Linked DNA regions of Mus musculus: regions 2 and 3 are each linked to region 1. A link is a loop called in an ENCODE intact Hi-C map of the cell type or tissue named here. Cell type or tissue: left cerebral cortex. All regions are shown on one strand.

The links. A loop is a pair of places that touch in the nucleus more often than their neighbours do. Peaks named below come from ENCODE experiments on the same cell type or tissue, not always from the same donor. Only the 100,000 strongest peaks of a DNase experiment are listed, where the experiment ranks them.
Region 2: a loop joins it to region 1, with 4 times the contacts of the local background. A loop is called at or near these places in 9 of 42 quality-filtered maps.
Region 3: it touches region 1 in a loop (2.8-fold over the local background); 3 of 42 quality-filtered maps call a loop at or near these places.

The regions. Positions count from the first base shown.
Region 1 is chr15:78,169,257-78,177,256 of GRCm38, reverse strand. It overlaps Ift27 (intraflagellar transport 27), which reads left to right and starts at 3,176. Exons shown (of 7, transcript NM_025931.3): 1 at 3,176-3,488. The coding sequence starts at 3,455. In left cerebral cortex, CTCF peaks have their summits at 2,971, 4,804 and 5,440; DNase peaks (open chromatin) are centred at 4,874, 5,379, 6,247, 7,541 and 2 more places; H3K4me3 peaks cover 2,128 bases; H3K27ac peaks cover 1,541 bases.
Region 2 is chr15:77,929,979-77,937,978 of GRCm38, reverse strand. No RefSeq gene overlaps it. Among named protein-coding and RNA genes, the nearest start is that of Txn2, 5.0 kb to the right of the region's middle. In left cerebral cortex, CTCF peaks have their summits at 796 (motif pointing left), 4,021 (motif pointing left) and 7,507 (motif pointing left); DNase peaks (open chromatin) are centred at 2,468, 3,451, 4,046, 6,174 and 1 more place; H3K27ac peaks cover 3,399 bases.
Region 3 is chr15:78,054,803-78,062,802 of GRCm38, reverse strand. All of the region lies in intron 1 of Cacng2 (calcium channel, voltage-dependent, gamma subunit 2), which reads left to right. Among named protein-coding and RNA genes, the nearest start is that of Gm46520, 46 kb to the right of the region's middle. In left cerebral cortex, no CTCF peak of the experiment used is centred here; DNase peaks (open chromatin) are centred at 136, 3,081 and 5,969; H3K27ac peaks cover 609 bases.

The sequences.
Region 1 (8,000 bases):
TCCAACTTTGGCAGCAGCACTGTTAACCCTAGTAGAGAGAAGTAGAGAAGTCAGCTCTCGCTCAGAGTGTAGTCAGGGGAGAGAGAGGAGCCAGGAGCAAACTGCCCCACATCTGAACAACGGCTGCCCCCTCCCACTGGTAGTATTACCTGCCTGAGAACTGGCGTGAGAATGGGTACTTGTTGGATCTCAGTAGTAGAGCCCTTCCCAAGTGGGCATAGGGCCCCGGATTCAAGTCCCAATACCACAGACAATAAAGAATAAATAAAATAAACAATTGGTGCTTGTCATATTACCAGAAGAGTAAGCCCTATGAGATTCGTCTCTTTTTTATTTTATTTTATTTTTTCGAGACAGGGTTTCTCTGTGTATCCCTGACTGTCCTGGAACTCACTCTGTAGACCAGGCTGGCCTCGAACTCAGAAATTCACCTGCCTCTGCCTCCCAAATGCTGGGATTAAAGGCGTGCACCACCACGCCCAGCTGATTCGTCTCTTCAAAAACACCCCCCCCCCCCGAGTGTCTCGCCGTGCTGGGGACTGTCCTAGAGGCCAATGACCAAAAGCTATTGAGTGTCTCTTCTCATGAGGCTAACTTTCAAGTGGAGAATTCTGCAAAGCACCCTGGCACATCCTTTCCACCAGTGGCCAAGGCCAGGAAGACAGTACAGTAAAGCAAGGTCAAGCTGCCAAATGGAAAGAAAGTCTTTCCATTGAATGGCTAGGGATGGACGGCTAGGGACATGCCACTGGGGCTTCGAGCTGAAAGTCATGGGGAACAGAGCTCTGCAGCCATGCTAGGAACATTACGTGTAAAGGCCCTGGGGTAGGGAAGTTCTCAAGGAAAAATATAGCAGCCCCAGGACCACCTAAGAATGGCTACTTGCATGTTAGGGTACAGTGGAATTGCTCAGGGTGCCCAGAGAGCTCAAGGGTCATAGCATGAGGGCATCTGTGGTCCTGCCCTAAATCTTCCCTTACCCAACATTGATTCCAAATATCTATGGACACTCTTCTCAGTCACCTGCCTCTCAGCTGGGCTTGTTGGCTCCGCCCCCCCCCACCCCCCTGTGCTTAGTACTCTCTGAATATCTATGGAATGAATTCCTCAAAGAAGGCACCACCTGACATTTCCAGAGAAACACCTCTTCATCCAGACAGGACAGACAGACCAGAGAAACCCTACCCATGTTTGCCAGTGTGGCAAACCAATCAGATTACAGGGGTTTGTTACAGAAGCATAGACAAGGGTTCCTAGGGGATCCTGGGTAACTCCGAGGCAGCACTAGCTCTACCAGTTCCTCCTGATACAGGCATCTTTGCAGAGAGACGGTGCCTCTCTAAATGTTCGAGATCAGAATCCTGGGACCCAGTAAACGTTGAGAAAGCAGCAGTGGGGTGGAGAACTTCCCCTGGCCAACCTACAGCAGCAGTGCTGAGCCAGCATGGTGGACACACACCCCACCACACTCCAAAGACGTGTGTGTGGAGAGCCTGGCTCCCAGAGCAGGGGGTGATCAGAACTAAGGCTTTTAGGGGAAGTGATGAATCTCTGACTTCATTCATCAGTGGACTACAGATCCATTGATGGGTACTGTCTTAGTTAGGGATTTTACTGCTGTGAACAGACACCATGACCAAGGCAAGTATTATAAGGACAATATTTAATTGGGGCTAGATTACAGGTTCCCAGGTTTAGTCCATTATCATCAAGGTGGAAGCAGGGCAGCATCCAGGCAGCCATGGTGCAGGAGGAGCTGAGAGTTCTACATCTTCATCTGAAGGCTGCTAGCGGTAGACTGACTTCCAGGCAGCTAGGATGAGAGTCTTAAAGCCCACACCCACAGTGACACTCCTACTCCAACAGGGCCACACCTTCTAATAGTGCCCCTCCCTGGGCAGAGCATATACAAACCATCACAGGTACCTAATGTGATGGGCTATGGGGAGGTGCCTGGGAAATGGAACCTAGTTGAAAGAGAATGTGACTTTGGGGGCATATCCTGGGAACTATTTCTTCCTTTCCCAACATGAGGTGGCTATATGCTTATATGCTGTTGTTGTTATGATGGTCAACCAAATGGCCAAACTAAACCTTTCCTCCTTTAAATAGTTTCTCTCCGGTGTTTTGCTACAGTAACAACGCCCCGATGCATGGACACTCGCCTACTTCCTGTACCCATGAGTTGGTTTCTATCTTCAGAGTTCCAGAGGTTACATGCCTTGCAGAGCCATATCCCACTTAGTGGCAAAGCAAGAGGGGCTCCCAGGAAAGTCAGGTGGCATTTACCCACCCTCCCCTCATGAGGGGCAACACCAGGATAGCATCCATTCACCCATAACAGAGGAATCCGACTGAGAGAGGCGTGTCCTCCCATCCATTAAGATATCACGTCAAATTAGGCCTATTTTAGATTTTAGTTTAATTTAACTGATACATAACATAAAGTGATATATAGTTACATATGGATATACTGTGTGAGTTTCCATCAGGACCTCGCTCTTTCCCCCTTCCGGAAGGTGCACAGCACGGGTGCTGTCCGCAGTTGTTTGCTGTGCAAGCATGCAGGGCCTTCCTGTCTTCCTCACTGCTCAACGTTGCACATTTTTCCCTCCCCGCTATTTCAGTTTTTAGGGTTCATAACATGCTTGGGCTTTAAAGATGGCATTTCGATTCTGGACGTGAAGCAAAGGTTAGGTCTCCAAATGTTCTTTGCACCCGGGGTCGGGGAAAGATACCAATAACATCCAGGACCCGCGACAGCAGCTTCCTTTACTGCGCAGGCGCCATTTCAGCGGCGTCACCCCTCTCAGTGTGGGCGAATCCATTCCCAGGAAGAAGGGGCAAGGTGCAGCGAATCCCAAACTCTTCGCGATGGTTAAAGCCATGCTCTGGCCAATCAGAAAGCCCCATTAATTCCCGCCTCCGGCTGCATCCTGGTTGGGCTGCGTCTCCAGAGACGCTAGGCGGTGCCCAGCGGTGATTGACAGCATCTAAAGCCATTGGCCAAGCTGAGAGCAGTTAAAGAGCAGAAACCTCTCCGCTTTGTTCCGCGAAGGGAACCGGTTTTCCCCGCCTCCTTCTTCTATTGGGTGCCTGGGGTCTCCGAGCTTTTGAGAGCAACCAATCAGGAGACAATATGGAGGGAGAAGGCGGGTTGATGATGGTTGCCAGGAGCCTGTTTGGCGCGACTCTTGGGACCAGAGGACTAGTGGTTGTGTCTCAACTCTTCTTTGGGCCGGGTCTAAGGCTGGACTTGGAACGGGTTCTGCTCCGCCCCACCGGAACCTTTGCAGGCTGCCTGGGGCCTGAAGCCCTCCGTCCACCCAACCCTAGCACCCGGGCCATCATCCATCCCTCCATCACGGCCTCAGGCCCTGGTGTCAGCTGTCCCCGAATCCTAACCCCCTTTCAGCGTCCCCCACCCCCACGTCTCCGCTAGTACCTGGTTACTATGGTGAAGCTAGCTGCCAAATGCATCCTGGCAGGTGAGTGCTATATGTGTTTGAACGCGTGGTCCCCAGAGCCCTAGCCGTCCTAACTCGGGCGGTTTTGGTTCACCATCGCGTCCACTCTCTGTCTCCCTTAGGAATGGCTGTAGTGACCAACAGCAGATTCTAGAAGGCGCGCGGGGCGGGGGAATGGGCTCCACAGGACACTCCCCCCACCCCTAGGGCACATTTGTAGATGCAGCTGTGTCCCGGTCTCCCTCCCATATTTTGAGACTACCTTCACCAGATAGACTTAACAAACTTGAGCGAAGTACAAGCATGGACTTGTCAGGGGTCAGCGTTGCTGGTCCCACTCACTCTGATGTCAGGAAGATGGGGTGGCGCATCTGAGAGCATTAACTTAGAGATTCCCCGGAAGTAAGATGTTTATTATTGTTGACTGTCAGGGAAATAGCCTGCACAGTGCCCAGAGTGTGGATGAGTATTATATAGATATATACAGAGTGATCTGGTGGTGCTCACACTCGTGGGCTTGCCTTGAGCCAGTCTGAACATTCGGAAGCCTATATGCTTAGCTTGTAGTCTGGTTGACAGCTGAGCACATGTGTCTACCGAGGCGACACTGCAGCCAGTGTCATGTGGGGGTATTTCATTTAACCCTTTTGCCACAGCGCCCCCAGGTAGCTTCTGTGATGTGACCTGATGTGACCGAAGCCCTGAGTGGTGTTGCCATGGGTGAACCCCCAGTGGAAGTCGTACACCCCATTCCCAGATTCGCCTGACTTCTGCCTGTGGGTCAGGAGTGTTGGCTACTTCTTATTGTGACAACTTACTGGACCGGAAGTTGGGAGTTTATTGTGCTCACGGGTCCAGAGGACTGCCCATCATGGTGAGGAAGGCATGGTGGCAAGACTGGGAGGCAGGCTGGCCACGTTAAGTCAACAGTCAGGAAATGGAGCATGAGCCTTGGCTCTCAGCTCTCTTTCTCCCTTTTATTCAGTCAGGGGCTCCAGCCTGTAGAGTGGTGCCACTCACCTTTGGGGGCGGGCCTTCCCGCCTTAATCTAAACTAGAACACTTCTTACAGGCATGTCCAGAGGCTTGTCTCTTCCGTGATTCTTCTTTGTAATCCAAAGATTAGCAGGGGTGTCTTTTGATCTTTATTCTACCGAGTAAGAAGGGGGGGCAGGGAATGGAGGGGAACGGTACCCGTGATGACTTTTCTAATTTGAAAATGAAAGCGTCATGCATAGACATGAGTGACAGGTTGTCACTCAGACCCTAGTGCAGCAGAAGGAAGCCAGGCTCTGCAGAGAATCTGTAGTTCTCAGGGTGCCAGGGGAGGCAGTGTGGTGTAACAAAAGCAGCCAGTCCTTGCCCAGCTCTGTTGCTTTGGACAGTGTTCAGCTTCTGCATGGGTAAGTTGGGGACATTTATTATTTTTTTTTAAAGTTAAATTTCGTTTTAAGTGGGCGGTCCTGCCTGCTGTTCTCTTCCTTAGCTGGTTAGCTCTCGAGGAGCTCCTGTGGTGAGCCCCTCTGCTTAGACTTGCTGTATGCTGGCCCTTGTCACTCCCTCACAGTCTTCTGGCCAAATGCTCAAAGCTACCAGCCAGTTCTCATGTAAGATGAGGCAAGCAAGGCCCAGAGCAATGAAGACCCTGATCCACAGGCTACAGCTTCTGGCTAACTAAAAAACCACCTCCAGGCTCTTTTCCCTTAGGAGTATCCAGGGACCACCAGACCCCAATGGAACCACATTCAGATTCCTAATCTCCACACCTCCCTTAAGTGCACATGCGCACGCGCGCGAGGGCACACACACACACACCCTTCCTCTTCCCCTGGCTTTTTCTTTTCACTCCTTGTAGGCTCACATAATCACCGGTCCACACATATAGTCACTCAGCAGATGTTTATTGAGCATCTAATACATTGAGTCACCATGCAAGCTGCAGTCGCCCCACGCCCCCACCAGGAAGAGCCCAGAAGTGCAAGTGTGTGACTCATGGGCCCTTTGTGTACTGTATGAGCCTTTGCTGAGTGCCTCAGACACAGCTGCGGCTTCTTTGGCTTGAGAGGCAGAGAGAGGGAGCACCATTGACAGGCAACTGTGTTTCATTTATTGAACCAACAGCCAGGTGCACCAACACGGCACACACTGGTTCATTAACTCTGGCAACATTCTGTAGTGGGTCCTTCACAAAAGCTGTTGGCCTAACTTACAGATGTAGCAAAGTGGCCACAGAGCACTGAGGCCTTAAGTGGCACAGAGAGAAAGGACAGGATTTGGAGCTGGATTAGAAAGAGGATTGCGTGTGTGTGTGTGTGTGTGTGTGTGTGTGTGTGTGTGTGTGTGTGTGTGTGTGTGTGTGTGTGTGTTGCGGGGGGCTGGGGGAGGTCCAAGGAAGAAAGAGCAAGCACGCCTGTCCAGACTTTCTTTTTCTTTCTTTTTTTCTTTCTTTCTTTCTTTTTTTTTGGGGGGGGGGGGTTCGAGACAGGGTTTCAAACCAGTATAGCCCTGGCTGTCCTGGAACTCACTTTGTAGACCAGGCTGGCCTCGAACTCAGAAATCCACCTGCCTCTGCCTCCCGAGTGCTGGGATTATCTATAAGGGACAGCTGGGGACCGTTGGAGTGGTCACCTAGGAGTTGATGGAAGAGCTACGGATGCATGCTGTGGGAGAATGAGAGGACTCACCGCCGGTCTGTTCTATGACTGCCTCTCTGGTGAGGCTGAGCTGGGCGTGGGAGTCACAGAAAGTTAAAGACAGAATCAGTTTGTGACCGTGAGAGACTGGAGTCAGCCCGAAGGAGCAGAGACATGCAGCGGTGGTGCAGACCCGGAAGGAAGTCACTGAGCTAGGCACAGGCCTCTGGGGAGGGGCGATGCCTGGCGGGGACAGAACTCAGCTCAGTCACACTAGGGCAATGTTACCACGTGCCACACTGCCGCCGCCAGAACCTGTTTCTTCTGGTAGAGGACTCAGCACAGCCCCAGAGCCAAGTGCAAGCCAGTCCATTTCTGTGTTCAGGACAGACGTGAGTCCCGACAACTACGCTCTACATCAGTGACTGTCACATAGAGGCACTGGGGTTAGTCAGGTAGAGGGATCACCACCTCCAGGGCCGGACAGAGAGAAGCCCAAAGAGGGGGCTCCCAGCTCTACAGATGATGTTTGAGCTCCTGGGGCAACCTTGGATTGTGGGGCAAGTGCCCAAAGTGTAGGCTTGAGAGAGAGCCCAGAACCAGAAGGACGGGAGAGGAGACAGCAGGATGGGGAGGAGGTAGTGACCACATCCCCAGCATCCTCGGACAGCGAGGATATCGGGTCCACGGCGGCATGATGAGCAGAAGGAGATAGAGAAATCACTCAGGTCTGTGGTGAGACATGGTGGTGGCTGTGGCCAGTCAAACTACAGAAAAGAGTAGAAGCCCCCACAAGGGCTGAAAACACAGCCAGCTGGGAAGGACCCGGCCTAGGGCAGCAAGGATCAAGGAATGAGAGAAGCCAGGGCTGTGGATGTAGCAGGAGCAGAGCCCTCTCCTCACATGCATGAGCCCCAAACTAAGATGAGGGGGAGGGTCTGAGGCAGAAGAGCCAAGATCAGAGCATGGAGGACAGACCCCAGCAGTATACACCATTGGAAAACTGAAGAGGATGAACACGTGGGGAGGGGGGGGCACAGAGGAGCAGGCAATGGCGACAGAATAGAGCCTTGCAGGGTCCCCACAACTACACGACGGGGGTGGGTTGGGGTGTGGACGGCAGTTGGGGATTGCTGCAGGCTACCACCCCATCTAGAGAGTTCACTAATGAGAGCCCAGGAGTGGCCACCGGACATGGCAGTTAATTACGAGGTCATGAGTAGCCTCCCATGGTGCCTTCCCAAGGCAGTCTGGTCCCCCAGCCCCTGCTGCAGCCCCGGGGAAACCCCCCTGCACCCAGCAACCACGTGGGCTCAGAGGCTCTCGAGGTTTCCCCGGCTCCCTCAGATGCCCTGCTTCTCAGCTGTGCTGTTTGGCTTTCCGCTTGTCATCCTGTTGCTCCTAGAGTGTGTTTATCAGTTCCTCCGCCTCTCCATGCTCAGATCCCTCCTCGCAGCCCACACAGGAGTCCCGCTGCCAGCCTTGGTGACTGGCAGTCAGCAGAAAGATTCACGAAATTAACCAAAGCCAATCTGTGGGGAATCTCCCAGGGGGAGAAAAAGCCAATTCCCTCCCGGGTTTAGGAACAGAATGGGTGTCAGGATGGTGGTGACTTGACTCCCATTCTGGAGTGAGGGGGTTACGGAGGCAAGCGTGGAGAAGGAGATGCTGGGCCATATGCCCCGGGGCAAGTGAGACCTGCAGACCCTGAGAGGTCATAGTGAAAAGAGCCCGAAGGTGGTATTTGGGGTAGTCAGCCAGACCAGCCTGGTGAAACAAGACAGTATTAAAATCTCAGATAAGTTCCCTAGCTTCTGTGAGCCTGGCTGGCTTCACCTGTGACCTCAGTGGTGGTCACAGCACAGGAGGGACAGACTGAGAGTGAAGGGCTTGTGAGGAGA
Region 2 (8,000 bases), 240 kb after region 1:
CAAGCGATCGCTCTATATTGCAGTCAACGTTTATGGATATTTTTATAAGACTGCTTTCTTCCTCTATTCACTGTTTCCAGCCAGTGATTAACACACTTGCACCACTCTCGTATCAGGGGCATGGGAGAGTACTTAAGATCACAGCTGTGCGTCCCTTTAGGTCAGAAAGGTTGGTTACATGGAAAAATCCAAGGCAGTTAGTTATGTTGTGAACCTTGTTCTCTTAAAGGCAGGTTAAACAAGCAGGCTGAGTACACAGTGGGACGCCACTCAAGTGAGGGACTGCAAGGTGTGAGGTTCCAGTCCCTAGAATGTGAGGAGGTGTTTTTAACATGATGCAGGGCCATAGCCACTGCTCTGCCAGGACAGTGCCTGAAGAGAGGCACCCAGGCAAGCAGGCGAGCTGCTACATGATTCCTGACTGCAGAAACCTGCGGACAGGCGGTTAAAGATGGGAAGTTGTTGCATAGTATCTGAGGACTAATACCCACTCCACGCGGATTCCGCTCCCACCACAGCCACATGCAGTAGAGATGACTGTCCTCACTCTACAGAGAGCGACCAAGGCTAAGAGCAGCCACACAGGAAGACCATGGCAGGGCCCTGGGAAAATGTCCTCTAGACGGAGGCAATCCACTCAAGAATGGCAACTGTCTTTGGAGAGATGGCTCAGTTAAAAACACTGACTGTTCTTCCAGAGGTCCTGAGTTCAATTCCCAGCAACCAGATGGTGGCTCACAACCATCTGTAATGGAATCCGATGCCCTCTTCTGGTGTGTCTGAAGACAGCAACAGTGTACTCACATATATAAAAGTAAATAAGTCTTAAACAAGAGTGGTGACTGTCAGTCATTCTTCTTTTTTTTTGTTTTTGTTTTCTTTGTTTTTTGTTGTTGTTGTTGTTTTGAGACAGGGTTTCTCTGTGTAGCCCTGGCTGTCCTGGAACTCACTCTGTAGACCAGGCTGGCCTCGAACTCAGAAATCCACCTACCTCTGCCTCCCAAGTGCTGGGATAAAAGGCGTGTGCCACCACCACCCGGCATGCCAGTTCTCTTAACTGCCATCTTTCTAGCTTCCGAGGGCTTTGGTTTTAGCTCACAGTCTGAGAATACAGTCAGTCATGGTGGTTAAGGCGTGGTGGCCTCAAAAGTATGAGGCCTCAGGTCACATTGTGTCCTCCGTTAGGAATAAGATAGAACTAAGTGCTGGTTCTCCTTTTTCATTCAGTTTAGGAACCCAGCCCATAGGCTACTGCTACCACATTCTGGGTAGGTCTTCCATCTTCCTTAAATCTTTCATAGACACGTTTGTTTCGATGATGAGTTAAATTGATGAAGAAGACTAACTATCGTGGTAGCCGAGTCTTTACCATCTTCCACACGGAGGATGGAAGCGGCTGCCACTTCCTTTTTTCCCTTTGTGTGGTGCTGGGTTTTTATGCTTGTCTGTTTTCTCTCCTTGGATTTTTTACTTTTTTCTCACCAACTTCCAAGGAGTTTTTGTAGGTTTTTTTTTTCACCTTTTATTATTTATTTTGCGTGCATGGGCATGCAGACCGCAGCAGAGATGTGGGGATAAGGACAACTTGAGGGAGTCAGTTCTCCCCTCCTACCAGCTGAGTCCCAGGTACTGAGCTCAGAGCATCAAACTTAGCAGCAGGCATCTTTATCCACAGAGCCATCTTGCCAGCTCAAGAATTCTCAAACCTAAGAAGACATATGGTTCCCACAAAGGTGGGGGTGTAAAGGGACAACTGGGTAATATTGATTAAATAGCAGGTGCCAAATGACCCCTCTTCTCCACAAGGGCATGGTAGGTAGATCTGAATGGAAAGGAGAGACCGGTAGACTCAGAACGTCAGCCCTTGGCAGGCTTTGGTCTCAGCACTCTCAGCTCTGCAGCCAATTAGAACATCAGCCACCAAGCCAAATTGGATTCTTCTCTCGAAAAAAAAAAAAAAAAAAAAAGCCGTCAACAGCGTCTTTGCGCTGTGAATGCTTATTTTTAAAATACAGGGGAAATGCTGACTGGATAAAGATCTCCGTCAGACGACAGGCTTTAAAAAAGCATTTAAATCAATCTGGCATCCCAGACGGAATGCAAATCTGCCACCGAGCAGGGCTGATGGGCAAGGAGGAGATGCTGCAGCCCAGGCGCATCATCCAACCAATCCATCAACCCGAAATAAAAAAACAGCACGCAACAGATGGGCATCAGCAAGGAGGAAAGGACCAACAGTCAATCCTGTCTCACTCCTTCCCCTGGGCTGCACAAAGAAGGCTGCTCTGCTGGCTCTTCCGCAGAAGAGCCGCTTGGTCTCATCACAACATCTTCCAAAAGTCTGTCACCTGCTTCTTCATTTCTCTCGGAGATGCTAGCATCGCTAACCTAATCTCTCGAGATGGTTCAAATCACCGGGAAATAATTGGATGCAAAAGCCCCTCAGGAAAAGACGATGGTGAGATGTCTCAGAGCATCCGGTGCGTGGTATCATCTGGCCTTGCAGTCTTGAAGCAAAGCGACAGTCAAAATGCATGAGACCACCCCTACCGCCAGCTGCACAGAGTTCGAAACAAGTCTTCTGGGGGAAGTACCCAGAAGCCCTCGATCTAAGACACTGCAGGAGATTAAATATGGTAAAAAATCTGGCCACCACAGAGATGTATCCTCCTCACTCTCACATTGAATCATGGTAGGCCAAAGGATAGAGGTAGAAACAGTGACATCCCAGGTACCCTACCCAGCTGTAACTGATTGACAGCTCCTACGTCTAGGCACCAAGCCCCACCCTGAGAGCAAGCCCCACGGAGAGAAAGGCCCACAGGAACAGGCCTGAGGCACCTGCTGAGCTGCCAGCCAGCTCCACGGCAGGCAGCCTGCGAGTGAGCTTCATAGGAACAGGCCCTCTGGCTCTCTTGACTCTCCCTACTGCAGTGGCTCTCAACCTGTGTGGATTGTGACGCTTTGGCAAACCTCTGTCTCCAAACACATTTACACTATGGTTCATAACAATGAGATTCATAATCTGTAAGTCTCACTACTTGAGAGGCAGAAGGGTTTCCTAGAGGTTCAACGACACCCAGGAGTACATAGCAAAGCCTTGTCTCAAACACAACGTTAAAATAGATCGTGTGCCCTGACAGTGAGGCTGAGGGGAGGACCACAGACCGCCACTCATTGTTCTTCACTCTGAAGATCCAGCCTTTCTGTAACGGCAGCACTGCTGCAGAAGAGGACCAATGTCCTGAAGCTTGCGGGGCTGGCCTGAGTCACTCCCTAAGGTAGGGGAAGAGAAGAACCCTGGTTGGAAGCGGCTCCCTTTCTCCAGCACGGCCCTTCTCTGCCCACAGCTGCCTCCTGGTGATGGGCCAGGAAGAGGAGCGCGCTAGGCGAGATCTGGCAAAGAGGAAGAAGCCTGCCCCCTCTTCTCCTCACAGCTGCAGGTTTGTCTTGGCCTGCAGCGTCCCAGCCCTGACCCCAAGTAACACGCAAGCAACCTGGACCGGGAGTGAGCCTGGTGCCAAGCCAGCTCCATCATGCATGGTACTGGAGGGGGCATTGTGCAACCGCTGGAAACAGTACATGAGCCACAACTGGCATGACACTGACTCAGATTGTTCTGCAGTGGAGCTAGAAACATCGAAGGTGACCCTCAGAGTGGACACTAGGCCAGGAGAGACCCTTTGATCCCTTCACTCTAAAGGCAGAGGCAAATGGATCTCTGTGAGTTCCAGGCCAGAGCAAAAGAACACAATGACTCCCTGTCTCAAAAACCAGAATTAAAACAGATTGGTCCTCTAGGGGCACCCCTGTAGGTGTGGTGTGCCACCCAGAGTTTCGTTTGCTCCTTTTTTTTTTCTCAAGGTGTCTCCTTCATACCCTGACTTCTTCCAGTGTCCCAGTCACTGAACTGCGACTGTCCTGCTGCAGCCCTGTCCTCCGCAGTCCGGTCCTGCAGGGTTTAGGAAGCGTGTGTCCTGCCAGCTTCTCCAAGGGGAAACCGTGAGTACCACAGCGCCATCGTGTGGTAGCCTTGCTTAGGGCATGCTGCCAAGAGCGCTGTGCTTCGGCCAGGCAGCATCACCCTCCCCGGCTTGGCCTCAAATGGCCCGTGCTGACTGGCAGGATTCTGGGGGCTGGGAGAGGAGCCGAGGCAGAGTCTCCTGGGGGGCGGAAAAGCCCATTGAGATGCCACCCCCTGTTCTCTCTGTATCCCAAGAAGCTTCATGGTTTCCACATGCCTCTGTCTCTTCCTCTAAATGAAGGTTGTGGCAACAGGATGTGATGAATTAAGCACGCAAAGAGGCTGACAACAGGCTTGGGTATTTTGGGACATTTCAAACTCTCTGAGCATAATCCAGAGTAAGAGAAGCCTTTAAAGGCTGTCATCTCAGCATCTCTGAGAAGAATTCTTTTTGGTCACAAAGCCATGTCCTGCATCAACAAATGCCATGCAAAGCACAGCTGGCGACAACACCTGGCATATTCTGGCATTTTCAACTCCATTTTGTTTTGTTGTTTTCTTTCGTATGAGACGAGGTCCCAGGAAGCCCAGATTGGCTATGAACTTGGAATGTAGCCAAGAATGACCTGGAATTTCAGATTCTCCTGTCTCCACCTCCTGAGTGGTAGGATTCCAGGCATGATGCTGGAGATCAAACCCCAGATCTTGTGTGTGCTAGGCAGGCACTCTACCAACTGAGCTACAACCCCTAGTCAGACCTACCTACCTACCTTTCTTTAAAAAAAAAAAAAAAAAAAAGATTTATTTATTTATTTTATGTATGTAAGTACACTGTAGGTGCACAGATGGTTGTGAGCCTTCATGTGGTTGTTGGGGACTGAAGTTTTAGGACCTCTGCTTGCTCCAGTCAGCCCAGCTCTCTCCGGCCCAAAGATTTATTTATACACATTTATGTATATTATTATACACAAGTACACTGTAGCTGACTTCAGACGCACCAGAAGAGGGCATCAGATCTCATTACGGATGGCTGTGAGCTACTATGTGGTTGCTGGGATTTGAACTCAGGACCTTCGGAACAACAGTCATTGCTCTTACCAACTGAGCAATCTTGCTAGCCCTACCTACCTTTCCTCCCCCCCCCTCTCTCTTTCTTTCTTTCCTTTTTCTTTTCTCTCTTTTTCTTTCTTCTTTATTTCTCTCTCTCTCTTTCTTTCTTTCTTTCTTTTTCTTTTTCTTTTTTTTTTGGAGAGACAGGGTTTCATTTAATAGCCCTGGCTAGACTGAACTCTCTCCATAAACCAGGCTGTCCCTGAATGCACAGATCCACCTGCCTCAGCCTCCTCAGTGCTGGAACCAAAGGCATGTTCCTCCCATGCTCAGCTAATCTTGACTTTTAAAAACTGATCATAGAGGGCTGGAGAAATGTCTCAGCAGTTAAGAGCCCTTGTGGTTCTTGCAAAGAACCGGGTTCGGTTCCCAGCACCTACGTGACACCATTTCCAGGAGATCCAGCACTTTCTTCTGGCCTCGGCAAGGCACCAGGCAGGCATGTGGTGCACATGTGTACATGCAGGCGGAATCCTCATACATATAAAGTAACCAGTAAACCTAAAAACAAACAAACAACCTTTAAGCTGACCACTATGTAGATTTCACCAATGCTCACAACTCATAACCTGGAAGACAGCTGTGGCTGTCTGCCCTGACTCCCTTCCCTCTGCTTTAAGCCTATTCCCTGGTGAGCGCACCTATCCCCAGACATAGATACCACCAAGCACATGGGGGGGGGGGGCTGAGAACTAAACCTAGGTCACAGGCTGTCACCTGCTGGAGGAAAGGGGACTGACATCATGCCAGCTCCCGTAGGCGCTGCCTCTTGAGTGCTGGGATTAAAGGTGTGCACTGCTGAGCTAGCTCACAGCCCCTCTTTGAGGAAGTCATACTGTTCTCAGATGAGAAGCTCCGGCCAACAAAGGTAAGGTGACTACAGAACAAACAGAAACAGGGCTGGCTCTGCATTAGAATTCAGAATGTGGATCAAGCGAGGAAATTGGCTCTCAAGAAACGGCTCTGAAAATGCTGAATAGGATGGGTAGGTGGCTGGGGAAGAGAAAGTGCTGGAGACAGAGAAAAGCAGATATGAAAGTGGGAGGGGCAAGAGCACCCAGGCCAGATGGCTCCTGGCATTATCAGCAACAGCTGCAGCGGGGGAAGCTGACCTCAAGAGCCCAGGGATCTGGGTATCCCACCGTGGGTGGGTCGTCATCCCGGATGAGAGCAGAGGCTAAGACATGAGGTCAGTTAAGGTAGAGAGGCCACTCTGCCCACATCTGACCTCATCTGCCTTTGGTGGATAGGAGACTCTACTAAGTGGAAGGCTGACACGGCAGTGGCTAGCTAGAGTTTGTTTCCCACTCTGTCCTAGAGGAAAGGCCCTGCACAGCCCTGGGACCTGCCAATTGGACAGAGGACAAAACAGAACAGGATGTGCCAAGATGGGCTGAATACAAGCATGACAGTGGGTTTTGGAAGGGTACAGCAGGGCTGTGGAATGGATCTGGAGGTAGAACTTAATCTGGGTCACTGCTGCACCTCTAGAGTCACTGGGTACCTCCTGATGTCAGGCCCTGAGGCAAGTACTGGATATAGACCCCAAAGTGTGGGAGGTACAGACATTCCTGTGCTCACAGATAAGCACTACAGAAACCAAGAATGTTAACCGAGCAGAGTTGTCTCTTCAAAAGGAGAGATGTATAACCTGTTTTCTACCTAGAAGGCTGGGAGTGGAGGTGGCTAGAAAAGGTGGTGACCTCTGTACTATCTGTTTGATCAAGACCACACCAGATCCTTCCCCCAGACTCTTAAGATGTCACGTGTAAGTTAATCTATAGAACCCATCTTTATGGAAGACATGACGAGTACTTTACAAAAAAAAATTCAATGCAGTCATGTCTTAAGCTTTATTGTGCACCTGGGACTGAGCTAATTATCACCCGGAAATTTTGATCAAATCGTGTTGTACTTAAATATGCCTAAAATAAACCTCCCAGTGTCGAACTCTCAAAGTCTGACCCAACACCAGCTACTGAGTCGTGTTGAACTAGGCTGCCTTCCTGCCTCATGCAGATCTTGGATCATTACTCTGCGGGCCAAAGTGTTTGCACACACACACACACACACACACACACACACACACACACTTCAGGGCTGACGAAAGAGTGAGAAAAAGTGGGGATGCAGCTCAGCTGACAAAATGCGTGCTTAGTTCAGTTCCAGCACCACCTAAAACTTAGTCTGGGTTAAATGAGACTCTATCAAAGAAAGAAAGAAAGAAAAGAGGTGCAGAGGATGGAGGGGAGATGGAGAGAGAACAGAGGTAGAAAGAGAGGAGAGAAAAAAGAAGTAAGAAGACAGAGAGGGGGAGAGAGGGAGGACAAAAGTAAAAGAGAGAGGGCTGGAGAGATGGCTCAGTGGTTAAGAGCACTGACTGCTCTTCCAGAGGTTCAATTCCACCACATGGTGGCTCACAACCATCTGTAATGGGATCCGATGCCCTCTTCTGGTGTGCCTGAAGACAGTGACAGTGTACTTATATACATAAAATAAATACATCTAAAAAAAGAAAAGAAACAGATAACAAAACAATGAACAGAGACTGGTGGCTGTCAGTTGCAAAGACGAGGGCTGACCTCCACTGGAGCAGACAGAAAAGGGACCCAGAGACAGTGCAGAATCTAGTACCTAGTAGCACTTTTCTCAGAGAGCTCTGGGAGAGCCTTCCAGGCACAACTGCAGATGTAGAACACAAAGACGCCTCAGCAAACCACTAATTATTGAGAGAGTGGGTTAAAATAGGGTGGTAGATGGAGTCCATCTGCTGGGACACATCACATAACCCCTCTGACAGAAACCACTTGCTGAGGTGCGCAAAGATTCTCAACTTAGTGTCTATTGAACAGCCTCTCTGTGCTGGGCATTGTACCAGGTTGGCGCTAAGTATATGCAGATGAGACAACCACAAGTCCCTACTCTC
Region 3 (8,000 bases), 110 kb after region 1:
CTGTCTTAGCTGTCACAAGCTTGTGTCTCTCCACGTGATGGAAGGGCCTGCTCTTCATCAAGGGGATAGGCAGAGGGAGGGTTTCTGGAGGTGGAGATCTCTCAGTCCTCCCGCTGGAAGCGTTCCAAGAAGGAATAGGAATAGCCAGCCGTCAGTAGCTCTTCCAAGGGTGCTGTGGCGTTCTCTCTTCTCCCACACAGCCCGCGCCTGTTCTCAGAGCAGCCGGGGAGGATACTGCTGCTGATACCATGTCCTACACTTGGCGGCAGGTGCAGCTGCGCGGTCAGGTCCCAGCATGGGCCTGGGTTGAGGCCCCCAGTATTTGAGTTCCTCCTTCCACTTGGGCTTCCTCCATCTGTTTACCTTGAGAGACTGAGTGGAACTGGAGTCGAGAGACTGAAGCTCACCCTGGTTGCTGCCTATTCAAACCGCCGATGCACATAACTTCAAAACCACTGTAGAGAGTCCACGCAGGACTTCATCTCTCTCAGGAGTGCCGCAAGGAGCTTCCTAGCCAAGGTGGGCAGCAGCTCCTTGGGGTGGTCTTAGGCTGCCCATCTCTTCTTTTTTTAATATTTTTATTAGGTATTTTCCTCATTTACATTTCCAATGCTATCCCAAAAGTCCCCCATACCCTCCCCCCCTCCACTCCCCTACCCACCCAATCCCACTTTTTGGCCCTGGCGTTCCCCTGTACTGGGGCATATAAAGTTTGCATGACCAATGGGCCTCTCTTTCCAGTGATGGCCAACTAGGCCATCTTCTGATACATATGCAGCTAGGGACATGAGCTCTGGGGTACTGGTTAGTTCATATTGTTGTTCTACCTATAGGGTTGCAGTTCCCTTTAGCTTCTTGGGTACTTTCTCTAGCTCCTCCATTGGGGGCCCTGTGACCCATCCAATAGCTGACTGTGAGCATCCACTTCTGTGTTTGCTAGGCCCCGGAATAGTCTCACAAGAGACAGCTATATCAGAGTTCTTTCAGCAAAATCTTGCTAGTGTATGCAATGGTGTCAGCGTTTGGAGGCTGATTATGGGATGGATCCCTGGATATGGCAGTCTCTAGATGGTCCATCCTTTTGTCTCAGCTCCAAACTTTGTCTCTGTAACTCCTTCCATTTTGTTCCCAATTGTGTCCACACTTTGGTCTTCGTTCTTCTTGAGTTTCATGTGTTTCGCAAATTGTATCTTATATCTTGGATATTCTAAGTTTCTGGGCTAATATCCACTTATCAGTGAGAACATATCATTTGAGTTCTTTTGTGATTGGATTACCTCACTCAGGATGATGCCCTCCAGGTCCAACCATTTGCCTAGGAATTTCATAAATTCATTCTTTTTAATAGCTGAGTAGTACTCCATTGTGTAAATGTACCACATTTTTTGTACCCATTCCTCAGTTGAGGGGCATCTGGGTTCTTTCCAGCTTCTGGCTATTATAAATAAGGCTGCTATGAACATAGTGGAGCATGTGTCTTTCTTACCAGTTGGAACATCTTCTGGATATATGCCCAGGAGAGGTATTGCGGTATCCTTCGGTAGTACTATGTCCAATTTTCTGAGGAACTGCCAGACTTATTTCCAGAGTGGTTGTACAAGCTTGCAATCCCACCAACAATGCCCATCTCTTCTTAAGGACCTAACCAATCCCCACGGTGGGTCTCAGCTTTGTACATCTGTACTAGGAGTCGGGAGATGCTGAGCAAATAGCAGATTTAAGAAACCCTGCCAGCTCCTACCCCACACGATGGGGGAGAGATGCTCCCAGACCTCCATTAGTCCCCATCTGGGGGGGGGGTCTCTGGAAACTTATGTAGAAGTGGCAAAGATGGAGGCAGGGATGGAGGGTAGGAAAGAAGAGCGGATAGAGGAGGGTATGGTCACCTGGACATAAACAGAAGAAAAAAGACTTCATGTGTCCTCAAGGAGGAGGAGGAACAGAAGGCTACACACAGGTGCGCTAGGCTCAGGGCCACCATAGGTCCTGCCTTGTTCTTGCTCTGACCCACCTCAACCACCTGCCTCAGTCGTACCTAGTACCTACTCGGTTGCAGGAGCTGGTGACACCCCCTCCCCTGTCTCAGTAGACTTGTGCCCCACCAACTTGAGCACTAACATTCTGCAGGAACCTCTGCAGCCCCTTCTCTAAGGTGCACCCTGCCTGTAGAAGCTTTCCCACTCAGGGAACTACAGGTTGGCCAAGTAAGATGGAAACTGAGGCCTTTTAATGAGAATGGCCCCATAGTTAGTTCCCAGTCTGTGATACTACATGGGGAAGGATTAGGAAGTGTTGCCTCATTGAAAGAAATGTGTCACTAGAGGTGGGCTTTTGGTTTCAAAGGCCCAATCTGCGGCCTCTCCCTCTCCCTCTCCCTCTCCCTCTCCCTCTCCCTCTCCCTCTCCCTCTCCCTCTCCCTCTCCCTCTCCCTCTCCCTCTCCCTCTCCCTCTCCCCCTCTCTCTCCCTCTCTCTCCCTCTCTCTCCCTCTCTCTCCCTCTCTCTCCTTCTTTCTCTCCCTCTCTCTGTCTCTCTCGCTTCCTCCTCTTTCCTCCCCTCCCTCCTTCCCTCTCTCTTTCTCTCTCATTCCCTCACTTCCCCATCTCTTTCTCTCTCTCCCTTCCTCCCTCCCTTCCTACCTCCTTACCCCCTTCTCTCCCTCCCTGCCCCCTCTCTCTCCTACCATTTTTCCACCATTAATGTCATGGACGCACCCTTTGAAACTGTAAGCAACCCCTCCCCCCCCCCCCCCCCCGCCAGTTGAATGCTTTCTTCTATAAGCTGCCTTGGTCATGGTGTCTCTTCAGATATCACCATTTTCTCATTCTACTAATGAGATGACCAGATAAGTAAAGTGACTGGCCCACTGTCACACAGCTCTATAACAAGGTCCACAGACCAAACTTGGAAGACCTGAGTGGGAGATGGAAACTAGGGCTCTTGACCTTCGGTGTCTCCCTATCTGCTGTATCCATCCGGAGCTGCTGGTGGGCTGGCACGTTTTCCTCAGCCACTTTTACATCTTCAACACCCAGTTGGTGCTTAGTAAATATTGATGGAAATGACTCAGGGGTGAATAAATGGAAAACTGCATTAGGAGAAACTGGATTCTATAAATACACTCGTGGGCACCACACTGCCACAATCCCGAGGAACCAAGGATTCATTCAACAAACTTCTCAAATGCTCATTGAAAGTCTGTCATGTGCCATGCAGGGGGTGGGGAGCAGGAGGTGCCACGCTAGTCCCTAACCTTGAGGGGCTCTAGAGAAGACCAAATGCAAACAGGGGTGAGGCTGCAAAGAAAAAGACAGCAGGAAACAATAAAAAAAAATTACTGGCAGGGGCTGGGGGGCAGACCCCAGAGGCTCAGCGCATGCTCAGCATGTGCAAAGGCCTGGAATCCACTCCCGGCACCAAAGGAGGAGGGAGAGGAGGAGGGAGAGGAGGAGGGAGAGGAGAAGGGAGTGGAGGAGGGAGAGGAGGAGGAAGAGCAGGAGAGAGAGGAGGAGGGAGAGGAAGAGATGGTGCAAAGCAGGAGGGTGAGAGGAAGAGGTGGTGAGGATGAGGGAGAGGAAAATGATGAATCAGAGGAAGAAGAACAGGTGAAAAGGAGGAAACACAGGAACAGCCAGAGGAAAAGGTGAAAGAAGGGGAAGAAACGAGAGAGAAAAGGGGGCAGGAAGAGATGAAGATAGAATACGGACTTTGAGGGAAAAGGTATGATTGGAAAATGAGGTCCAGGGACATATGCATTTGTGTGTGTTTGTGTGTGTGTGTGTGTGTGTGTGTGTGTGTGTGTGTGTGCGCACGCGCGCATGTGTGTGCATATGTGTGCAAGTATGTCTGTGTGTGTGCCTGTGTGTATGTGTGTGTATGTGCATATGTGTGTGCGTGTGTGTGTGCAAGTATGTCTGTGTGTGTGTTCCTGTGTGTATGTGTGTGTATGTGTGCATGTGTGTGTGTGTCTGTGTGCCTCTGTGTGTGTGTCTGTGTGTGTCTGTGTGTGTGTGTGTGTGCGCGCACGCGCACATACTTGGGTGAATGTGTGTGCTTGTGCATGTGCCACAGCATGTGTGTGGAAGTCAAAGGGTAACTCTGTGGCCAGTTCCTCCCACCTTTACTTGGGTTCCAGGAATGAAACTCAGGTGACCAGGTTAGGAGAAAAGAGGCTTCGTCCATCAAGCCACCTCGCTGGTCCTCGGAGACATTCTTCAAGTAAGAAAAAATAAGTCATAAGTTGAGTAAGAGTCACCGAGGAGAAAATTGGGAAAAGTGTGCAGGTCAGAAGGAATGCCATCTATTGAGGCCTTAAGACAAAGCAACATTCTTGGCACCTGCAAACAGCTACCAGAAGTACACTGTGGTCAGAGCAAGAATGGGCAGATGGGGGGAGGGTAGGAAAGGAGGGTGCAGAGCCCAACAATGCATAGCTTCTGGGTCCATTGTAAGAGTTTGGGGTTCTAGCCTCACTCAGTGAGAAGCCTTTGAAAAATAGGAGGCAGGGAGGTGAGCCACACTGATTGTCCAGGAGAGGTACTCCTCCTGCTTATGGTTTCCTGGTGGTCTCCCAAAGCAGTGAGGAGAGAGAGGCAGACCTGAGACCTCTGCTGCTAGCAGGCTATCGAACACAGTGATGACAGTAGCGTTGCTCTCCCAGAAAGGAAAGGCTGTGTGGATATGGCAGATGGGTGTGATCTTCAATCCCCACCCCACCCCCGCCCACCTTTACTGGCAATGTGATCTGAGGCAGGTCATTCGCCCTCATCAGGAACATGAATACAGAGAGCCCTCCCTGAGAGGTGCTTATCAAACTGAACTGGTGGCTTATTGAGACACACACACACACACACACACACCCCAAGCAAGCCACTGCCAGATACAGGCAATCTGACCTCCCTCTGCCTCCTGACTTCTGACCTCTACAGCATCAAGAAAATCTTCAAGGGAAATAAATAAACTTGGCTGGAGAGATGATGGTAAAGCGATGGCCATGCAAGTGTAAGAATCTGAGTTCTAACCCCATCACCTACACACACACACACACACACACACACACACACACACAGAGGCACAATGCCGGGAAGGTGGAGACAGGAGACTCCCCTAGAGCTTGCTGGCCAGCCAGTCAAGTTGAATCAGTGACTCTAGATCAGAAGGAGACTTCAGAAAATAAGTTGAAGAACAATACAGAAGACATCCACCATTGACTTCAGCCTCTACATACATGTGCACAACTAGGCATGCATAGTTGCACATCCATGTGCGTGCCATACACTCACACAAACATGCACACACAAAATAAACTCCTCCCACATCCTGTGTGCCAAGGGAAAAGTGCACACAGCCCACACCACCTGCCAGTCATGTGCCACAAATACCTTATACCAGTGACCATAGCCTCTAGCCACTTAGCAATAACTCAGTCCCTGGGCACCGTCGGGAACGGGGCCAAATCAGATGGATCTCTATTGTTTTCTTGAGAGACACTGAAGGTGTAAGTCAATCACCTGACCCTAATAAGAGCTTTTTATCACTTGACAGCAGCCACTGAGCCTGCGCTGAGCTCAGCCTTAAGGCCACCCAGGCTGCCTCCCAAGACAGATGCTCCAAAAGCCAGAAGGTGCCACATGAGCCCTGGCACCAGAGCCTCACACAGCAGATGTTGTCACCTTCAGCACTGGCCAGATCAGGACATTAACACCCTGGATGTTAATCCCTGGGTCCTTGCCAGCCCACAGGGACTGGCTATGCTCTCTGCTGTTGATGACAAGGTCCATTGGAGGGGTTGAGAGAGGGTCTTGAATTCTAGGCCCCCACTTCTTGCCATACCTGTTTAAGACCTGAGATTTCCCAGTCTTTTGGCATTAGGAATGCCTGTCCATATCACTAAGGCTTGCTGTTACAACTGAGACCCAGAAAATGAAATGTCTTACTCAAGGAACTAAAACACATCTGCAGGAGCCAATTGAATACAAATGTACTCAGAGCTCGGGAGCTCGTTAAATAAGAGCTAAGCTCCACAAGAGTCCAGGAGACGGCACAGCCACAAATGACTAGTTTCGGCTCAAATTCAGCATCACAGCTGTGATCTGGCACCCCAACACCTCACATCTAGAGGTAGGATGCCCAGGCTACACTTTAGGGGACAGAGGTTTGCTAATGACTGGCTCCTCCCTTTACCACACACCCCAATCTACCTCTCCTCCCCTGTTCAGACTGGGTAAGCTGGGTCCCCAAGCAGCCTGGCTGACCTCCAGATGGAAGAGGGCTGTCCCAGGGTAGCTGAGTTGATAAAGAAAGCAAGGACATGGAGGTGAGAGCCTGGGGTGGGTGCCCGTGGAAGAAAGGGCTCAGAGAGGGTCACTCAGGGAATGGCAGTTCTCCGTCATGTGGACTGTGAGGAAGGAACGTTGAGGAATGAAATGGTTTGAGAGCAGATGGAGGCTCAGGCTTGTAAGTGTAGGTCTTCTTGTCTAAGAGTCATGAAAGGCCATGGGGAGACTGAGAGGTGAGAAGCGCTGGTGGTGAGGAAATCTGATTTGATCTCGACTGTGCCAGAGAGGATCCTGGAGGAAGGAGGATCCCAGCTGGGAAGTTTAGCCACTGTGGCAGTGTGGGACCATGGCAACAGAGATCAAAGAGTCGGGTGGGGGGGCGGGACTTAAAAAGCATGCAAGGTCTGATAGATTGGACACAGGGAAGAAGGAAAGCAGGGATCCAGGAAAATTCCCACAATCCTGATTTACACTGGGATGAGGAGACCAGTGGCATCCGGAGAGGAGAACGTTCTGTGTGATGGGGCAAGAGTATGAGAGTTAATATTATCGGCCTGCTGGGATCTAGAATCACCTATAAGACAAACCTCTGGGCAAGCCCATGAGAGATTGTCTAGATTAGGTTAACTGGGGTGGGAGACCCACCTTAACTGTGGGTGCATCCTTCCCTGAGCTGGGCTGAGCAAAAGGGAGAAAGCTGATTCACATTCATCCCTCTGCTTCCTGCCAGCCCGTGCAACGTGACCGGCTTCCCCCACTGTTATGGACTGTGTGCTCTCAGACCGAGAGCCAAAGTAAACTTACCCTTCCTTAGGTTGCTTTGGTCAGAGTATGTCGCCACAACCATGAGAGCAGTAATTGATACAAGCTAGCGTATGCCTTTAACAGCACTTGGGAGACGGCAGCAGGTGGATCTCTGTGAGCTGGAGAGCAGCTGATCTACAACGGCAAGTGTCAAGACAGCCAGGGCTGCACAGGGAGATCAGATCTCCAAAGGAGAAAATAAAAACCTAAGGATACAGAAGGGAACATGGTCAAGCAATATGGATGCCAGGCCACTTTTAGGATGTTTGTGAGACCCCAGTGACATACAAGCAGACATCCTGTCTTAGTTTGGGTTTCTATTGTTGTAAAGAGACACCATGACCTAGACAACTCTTATAAAGGGCAGCATTTGATTGGGGCTGGCTTATAGGTTCAGAGGTTTAGTCCATTATCATCAAGGTAGGAAGCATGGCAGCATCCAGGCAGGCATGGTGCTGGAGAAGAAGCTGAGAGTTCTACATCTTGATCCAAAAGCAGCCAGGAGAAGACTGTCTTCCAGGCAACTAGGAGGAGGGTCTCAAAGCCCACCCCCACAGTGACACACGTCTTCCAACAAGGCTACACCTATTCCAAAAAGACCACACCTCCTAATGGTGCCACTCCCTGGATCAAGCATATTTAAACCACCACACACCCTAAGGGACGAAGAGCTATAGAGTAGAATTGGAAAAATCAGGTCTGTGACTATGACATAAGAGTTGGTCATTGGTGTGACCATAATTAAGATGGGGAACTGCTTCTGCTCAGTGAGGTTTGTTAGGGACATGGCACATCCAAGGGACAGACCACAATCCACTTATGTATCCTCTCCCCATTGGCCATCTGAGTTGCTTCTGTCTTTTGACATTATAAAACAGCTCAATAATGAGCACCCTAGTCCCGTTTATAGCCTTTTCCAT